2 separate regions of the Homo sapiens genome follow, and region 2 is linked to region 1. A link is a loop called in an ENCODE intact Hi-C map of the cell type or tissue named here. Cell type or tissue: right lobe of liver. All regions are shown on one strand.

What was found. Peaks named below come from ENCODE experiments on the same cell type or tissue, not always from the same donor. Only the 100,000 strongest peaks of a DNase experiment are listed, where the experiment ranks them.
Region 2: it touches region 1 in a loop (2.2-fold over the local background); 27 of 110 quality-filtered maps call a loop at or near these places.

What each region holds. Positions count from the first base shown.
Region 1 is chr6:142,165,143-142,169,142 of GRCh38, reverse strand. It overlaps VTA1 (vesicle trafficking 1), which reads right to left. Exons shown (of 8, transcript NM_016485.5): 2 at 2,821-2,915. Among named protein-coding and RNA genes, the nearest start is that of VTA1, 20 kb to the right of the region's middle. In right lobe of liver, no CTCF peak of the experiment used is centred here; a DNase peak (open chromatin) is centred at 2,362; H3K27ac peaks cover 709 bases.
Region 2 is chr6:142,212,754-142,216,753 of GRCh38, reverse strand. The region is part of intron 7 of VTA1 (vesicle trafficking 1); the gene reads right to left. Among named protein-coding and RNA genes, the nearest start is that of LINC02919, 45 kb to the left of the region's middle. In right lobe of liver, no CTCF peak of the experiment used is centred here; no DNase peak of the experiment used is centred here.

The DNA of each region.
Region 1 (4,000 bases):
TCCCATTTCAATTTCTGTCAAATCTAAAAAAAATAAGACTAGAAGGTTCATCATGTCGTAAAATAATATCTCTCGGCCGGGCACAGTGGTTCACACTCGTAATCCCAGTACTTTGAGAGGCTGAGGCGGGTGGATCACGAGGTCAGGAGATCGAGACCATTCTGGCTAACACAGTGAAACCCCGTCTCTACTAAAAATACAAAAAGAAATTAGCTGGGCATGGTGGCGGGCAGCTGTAGTCCCAGCTACTCGGGAGGCTGAGGCAGGAGAATGGCATGAACCTGGGAGGAGGAGCTTGCAGTGGGCTGAGATCGCGCCACTGCACTCCAGCCTGGGCGAATGAGCGAGACTCTGTCTCAAAATAATAATAATAATAATAATAATAATAATAATAATAATAATGATATCTCTCAGAGCACATAGTGTGAAAAACAAAAAAGATCTAATTCAAAGTAAGGTATAAGATGACAAACTCAGAATCAAATTATGGAAGCTTTTAAAAATTAGACAAATATATACCTGCAATCAATGCAACTTCTATCTGTAAATTTTTAGCCCTTTTCTATAGACACAATAATTTAAAGCATTTAAAAAAAGTTCCTAATTTTTACTCAGACTACAATACAGGAATAAAATAACTCTCTGGAGTATCAGATCTGAGCATCAAACTAGTTAATTAAAAACTGCTTTTTTCAAAGATGTTATAAAGTAAAAAATTAAATTAAAAGAAGCCCCAGGATTTTTCATAAAATCAGCAAAGTAAATACTTTCATAATTAAACAGAATAACTTATGGTCCAGAAAAGATTTAATGCTGAAATTTAAGGAAATTTTATCTATGTTTATCCTGAACAAGAACAGAAAAAAGAAAAAAAAAATCCCCACAGATAACAGTAATTTGTGTATCCAAACTGCAAAATCATTTGTAAAGGCAGATTTCATTGTAGAACAATTTTAGTGAGAGTAGGCCACTTCATCTCATCTTCATCAGAAAATACCTGACAGCAAAAACATAATATACTTGAAGTTTTAAAACTGTAATACAAACACCACAGTGTGCCCTTACCATGGAATACATTTATCTTACCTGTCATTTAATGCAGATAGTGATAAATTCCTGATGAGTCCCTTTATAAATGTGATTTTACACTTCAGAAAACGTTTGAATTTTGTCTTACCCAAGAACTATTATCTGAGCTACTACTGCTATACAGTGAAGTTAATAAAGAGACATTATACTATACAAAATGCTAGAGTTGGATTTTACAAATATACTGCTATGTGTGAGAAACATTCTCCCTTCTACCCCAACCCATTCCCTAGAAAGAGAGTACTCAAATTTATCTTGTATCCATAGAAGCAGCTGTAGAAATGCAAGGCCAGATAGGCTCCAGAACAGCTGAATTTCCTCAGTGCTGCCATGAGGCTGATTTTGGGTAGTTAACAGTAGCAGACGACAGGAGTCAGTAAGCCAGACAGCCACACCAAGTGAGAGAGAACACTACTGCCCATGGCTGCTTTATACAACTAGGTAGGAAGTTCTGTCTTCGCATAAGTCTTGTTTGAATCATAACCTCCTAACAATACATAAAAACAATGAAAACAATAAAAAGCTCTGGGCTGACTAGTGTGTTTTCATTTTGGTTTTTATTTGTCTAAATTTTCTCTAAGCAAAATAATACAACTGATAGAATAGGTTTCTAATTCTCCTGAGGTTGGATATCTAAATAAGCAAATAAAAAGTAAGTCACGACTATTAATGTAACAGTCTTGGAGGAGATGAATTAATGAGTGTACCCTGACTTTGTTAAAAGAGAAACCAGGTATGGCTGGGTCCAGGAGTTACAGGACAGAGTCCTCATTACTAAGTGTGACTACTAAGGTTGGCACTGCCTTCTTTATGCACTGACATCCAATCCAATAGGCACTTCTCCAAAAGTACCTCTACAGTGATCTGTGACGTTATATTAGGTTCAAGAAGGTGACTAATTAGTCACCTACGACATTCCTGCTAGGAGGGAAGGATGCCTAAACCATAAGAATATCTTGCCCTGGGACCCCAGAGAGGGAGGAAGAAAGGATAAGTAATTGGCATCATTTCCTTCATTGTTCCTTTCACTAAATACACAGCCCATTATTTCATTATTATAAGAAATATTAAGATTCCCAAATTAATCATCCACGTGACTGCAAGGGAAGGTTAGAAAGGGTTTTTCACGGCTGGGCATGGTGGCTCATGCCTGTAATCCCAGCACTTTGGGAGGCTGAGGTGAGTGTATAACTTGAGGTCAGGAGTTTCAGACAGGCCTGGCCAACATGGTCAAACTCCATCTCTACCAAAATATACAAAAAAACTAGCCGGGCGCGTTTAGCGTGTGCCTGTAGTCCTAGCTACGTGGGAGGCTGATGTAAGAGAATTGCTTGAACCTGGGAGGTGGGGGTTGCAGCAAGCCGAGAGATCACGCCACTGCAATGCACTCCAGCCTGGGTGACAGAGTGAGACCCTGTCTCAACTTAAAAAAAAAAAAAGGAGGGGTTTTTCACCTATAAAAGGAGGAGCCAAAGGCCATCTATAATAATGTGGAACAAGATATGATGGCATATGCAAAGATACTTGAACATACTTTAATTAACACTCATAACCTCTCTGGAAGTATACAGCAAATAAATGAAAATAAATTATTACTAGTTTTTCCTCAGGTATAATGGCTTTGTTTGATTGTTGCCAAGGGAAAGAACTAAAATGACAACACAGACACGCAAATGAATAAAATGGTATTTTAACCATAACCAGAAAATAAATGATCAGTGGTTAACTTACAGCTTCTAACTGATCCATTAACTTTGATAAAAATTTGCGACATTCAGGAGTTTTACTATCGATCTTCATTCCAGTCTGCATTGCGTATAAACGACCTAGAAAGAAAAGTAAGATAATTTGAACAATTTCATTTTTAAACATCCATGTTTATGAGTGTTTAAAATATAATTGCTAATAAATAATTAAAAATTCAAGTAAATTTAGAAATAAAACTGATTTACTATGGAAGTTATAAACCTAAAAAGCACAAAAATATTATCCAAAGAATGCAAGACATTCATGATAAATTTTTTTATCAAATAAGGCCTTCTCTTTTGGTATTATGTTAAAAAAAAAAAAAAAGAGGACTAGGTATGTCCTAAGCTGTCAAAGGCACCTATAATTTAATTGGTAAGACAGAGCACACAGCAAACAACCATATGTACAAGAGCACCTGCCAAGTGCCAAATAAGTGATACTGACAAAATATTCAAAATGGGCTGGGATAGTGGGAAATGAGACTTGAACTGAGGTTTATAGAAAGAATTGCTATAGTAATTTTACATATACTCTCTCTTTGAATAAATATACCTTCTCTTTAAAAAGTTAATAAAAACAACTGAGATAAGGCTAAACCTAAATAGCTGTCACCACAATTTCAGTAGCTTTCCCAGTGATAAGAACTGTGAACAGTTCTAGTGGTAACTGCTGTTACCACTGATGTTTACATACAATGTCTGTAATTTACCCCTTACATTCAACAATATGTCCTAGAGATCTGTGTCAGTGCTAATGTTCTACAGCATGAATGCATCATGCTAACAAAAGCACATTTAGGTAGCTCTCAAATTTTCATTACAACTGTTGTGCACAAATGCAACAACAAAATGCAACGAAGTTTTTGAATGAAGATTGATAGTAAAACTCCTGAATTGCAAAATACCTCCTTAGGCATAATGCAAGAGAGTTCCCAGGGGAACCAAGAGGTGAGATTCTTGGGTCATAGTCTCTGTGCCTGTTTCATTTTGAGACCTACGGTTACGCTGCCCCCCAAAACAAAAGTATCAATACACCATTGTATCCGCAACATATACAAGCACTCATTTTGCCTAAACTCACAAAAAACTTATTAAACTTACATTCCTATCAATCTGAAGACTAAAAACACTCTGTTTGATTTTATATTTTCCTAACCACTAAA
Region 2 (4,000 bases), 48 kb before region 1:
TTAATAAGGTAAAACGTGTATAATGGCAAGAACTCTGTTACTATTTTTGTTTTATAAACTTATCTACCAAGGATTAAATTATTTTAAAACACAAATACTGTATTTTTTTGTGAAATAATTTCAATATTTAAAAAATGTGAATGAAATTAACAGAAAAATATAACTAGATATAAAATACATAAAGCTTACAGACATGCATAACCAATTATGTAACTCATATATAAAATACAAGAACTAAGTAACAACCAATGTACAGATTTAGATCCAAAATGTAACTTATAAACATATAGAGATATTTATTTTCAACAATGAAAAATTAAGCTAAAAAATCATGTTACATGCTATTTTGTAACACATAGGCTCTCCTTTATTTTGAAAATATAGTATACTAGTCTACATTCATTAATAAAATATGAATTAAATTCTTAAACTGAGTAAAAATAAAATGTCACCTAATTATGAGTCTTTAAAATTAGTATTTAAAAACTCAACAGAGTAAGCGAAAAATATATAAGGGTAAACACATTTCAGAAAGAGAACAAGTGTTAAATTTCAGTTTATCTGACTTTATACTCAAAAAGGTCAATATAAGCTTAATGCACCAAAATAAAAGCTGTTTTTTTTTTCTATCATTAAAATTTACTAGAGGCCATAATCAGAACAAGAGAGGGTGCAAGTGGACCTTAAAGATGCTTCAAAGATTAGAGGGGTTGTCTAATATATCTCTCTTCTGAAATCTTAGCTTATAAGTTACAGACGAGCTGCAGACAAGACCATCTATATATAAGAGGGCTTCATCTCCTCTTCAGAGGTCAGGACAAGATCAGGCAGAAGAGAGCTAGAACTATCAGTTAAATCCTCTACTACAGTGGCAAAGAGAGCCTGGGTCAGCACTGGATCAAAGATAACATCACTTGGTATAAAGAAAAATCACTGCGTGCTCAGTTGACATAAGCATCCATTTCCAAGGTTGATATATCTAATGTCATAAGAGAGGATAGAACACTTATTTGTAAATATTTCCAAAATGAGTCTTTAGCAGCTCTTTCCAATTTAACTAGATAGTTCTAGAAATTCTTATGTCAAAGGCCTTGGATAATCTCATTCTGGTATACTCTATTATCCTTTGACTTGGATGGAACACACAGGACACAGACTGAACCTTCATACATACAGGCATTGCTGAGACATGTCACTTAACAATTCCAACAATAGTAGTTATGAATACAGGCAGAATTTCATTATGTCAAGTGCTGTGCTAAATACTATTCAGATATTATATCACTTAATGCTCAAAAAACTTTTTTTTTTTTGAGATGGAGTCTCACTCTGTCGCCCAGGCTGGAGTGCAGTGGCATGATCTCGGCTCACTGCAAGCTTCACCTCCCGGGTTCATGCCATTCTCCTGCCTCAGCCTCCCAAGTAGCTGGGACTACAGGCGCCCACCACCAGGCCTGGCTAACTTTTTTGTAATTTTTTAGTAGAGACGGGGTTTCACCGTGTTAGCCAAGATGGTCTCAATCTCCTGACCTCGTGATCCACCCATCTCGGCCTCCCAAAGTGCTGGGATTACAGGCGTGTGCCACCGCGCCTGGCCAATGCTCAAAAAACTTTATCAGGTAAGTTGTCATTGACACTCTAATACTATTCAGAGATGTAAAAGTAAAAAAGTAAACACTGTGCTTCAAATACCTACCTATCCAATTCCATTCTCCAGAGTGAGCCATAAATTCATTACAATATATTTAATATACATTAATATCACACATATATGCATTAAAAGGTGATTAAATACTAAGCAGTAAGGAGAAATATGTAGCAGAAAAGGGGTATAAGTACTAGAAGCAGTAGTAATGGTAGTGACAGTGGTTATAAATGCACTATTTTTAAAAAAGACTTTATATTTTAGAGCAGTTTTAAGTTCACAGCAAAGTTGAGAGGAAGGTACAGAGATTTCCCTTATCTCCCCTTCCTCACCATGCATAGCTTCCTCCATTATTAAACTCCCCAACTTGAGTGGTATATTTGTCACAATCGATGAACCTGCATTGATCCATCAGTATTACCCAGAGTCTATGTTAGGGTTTACTCTTGACGTTGTGCATTCCATGAGTTTGGACAAATTTATAATGACATATATCTATTGTTACAGTGTGATATGGTTTGGATTTGTGTCCCCATCCAAATCTCCTGTCAAATAGGAGGAGAGGCCTGGTAGGAGGTGAGTGGATCATGGGGATGGATGTCCCCCTTGCTGTTCTTGTGACAGTGAGTTCTCATGAGATCTGATGGTTTAAAAGTGTGTGGCACTTCCCCCTTCACTCTCCTATTGCCGTGTGAAGAAGGTGCCTGCTTCCCCTTCACCTTCCACGTGACTTGTTGAATGATTTTGACCAAAATGCTGATAATGATATGGACAATGAAGTCCAGCCTGAGGTGGTTTCAGATGGAGATGAGGAACTTATTGGGAACTAGAGTAAGGTCACTCTTGCTATGCTTTAGCAAAGAGGCTGGAGGCATTTTGCCCCTGCCCTAGAGATCTGTGGAATTTTGAAATTGAGAGAGATGATTTAGGGTATCTGACAAAAGAAATTTCTAAGCAGCAAAGCATTCAAGAGTTGACCTGACTGTTTCTAAAAGTGTAGGCTCATATGCATGAACAAAGAGATTATCTGAAAATGGAACTTATATTTAAAAAGCAGAGCATAAAAGTATGGAAAATTTGCAGCCTGATCATGTGGTACAAAAAAAAAACCCTGTTTTCTGGGGCAAAATTCAAGTCTATCACCCAAATGTGCATAAGTAAAGAGGAGTTGAATGTTCACAGCCAAGACAGTGGGGGAAAGTGTCTCTAGGGCATTTCACAGACCACCACAGCAGACCCCGCCATCACAGGTTGGAGATCTAGAAGGAAAAAATGGTTCCATGAGCCAGATACAGGGCCAGCTGCTCTGTGTAGCCTTGGGACATGGCACCCCAGCTGCTCCAGCTCCAGCCATAGCTAAAAGGGACCAAGGTGTGGCTTGGGCCATGGCCACACCAAGGTGTGGTGTTGGGCCTATGGGTGCGCAGAAGGCAAGAGGTGAGGTTTGGGAATCTCTGCCTAGATTTCAAAGAATGTATGGAAATGCCCAGATGTCTAGGCAGAAGTGTGCTGCACTGGTGGAGCCCTCATGGAACACCTCTACAAGAGCAGTGCAGAGAAGATATGGGGGGTTGGAGCCCCCATGCAGCATGCCCACTGGGGCACTGCCTAGTGGAGCTGTGAGAAGAGGGCCACCATCCTCTAGACCTCAGAATGGTAGACCTACTGACAGCTTACATCATGCACCTGGAAAAGTCACAGGCACTCAACATCAGCCTGTGAAAGCAGCCAAGGGGGCTGTACCCTGCAGAGCCACAGGGGTGGAGCTGCCCAAGGCCTTGGGAGCCCACCCCTTGCATTGGCATGACCTGGAAGTGAGACATGGAGTCAAAGGAGATTATTTTGGAGCTTTACAATTGAATGACTTTCCTGGTGGGCTTCAGACTTGCATGGGGCCTGTAGCCCCTTTGTTTTGGCCAATTTCTCCCATTAAGAATGGGAGCATTTATCCAGTGCCTGCACCCTCACTGTATCTCAGAAGTAACTAACTTGTTTTTGATTTTACAGGCTCATAGGTGGAAAGGACTTACCTTGTCTCAGGGGAGAGTCTGGACTATAAACTTGAGTTAATGCTGAAACGAGTTAAGACTGGTGGACTATTGAGAAGAGATATTTGTATTTTGGAATATGAGAAGGACATGAGATTTGGGAGGGGCCAAGAACAGAATGATATGATTTGGACTTGTGTCCCTGCCCAAACCTCATGTTGAATTGAAGGAGGGGCCTGGAGAGAGGTAACTGGATCATGGGGGCTGATGTGCCCCTTGTTATTCTTGTGATAGTGAGGTCTCACGAGATCTGATGGTTTAAAAGTGTGTGGCACTTCCCCCTTCCCTCTCTGTCTCCTGCTGCCAT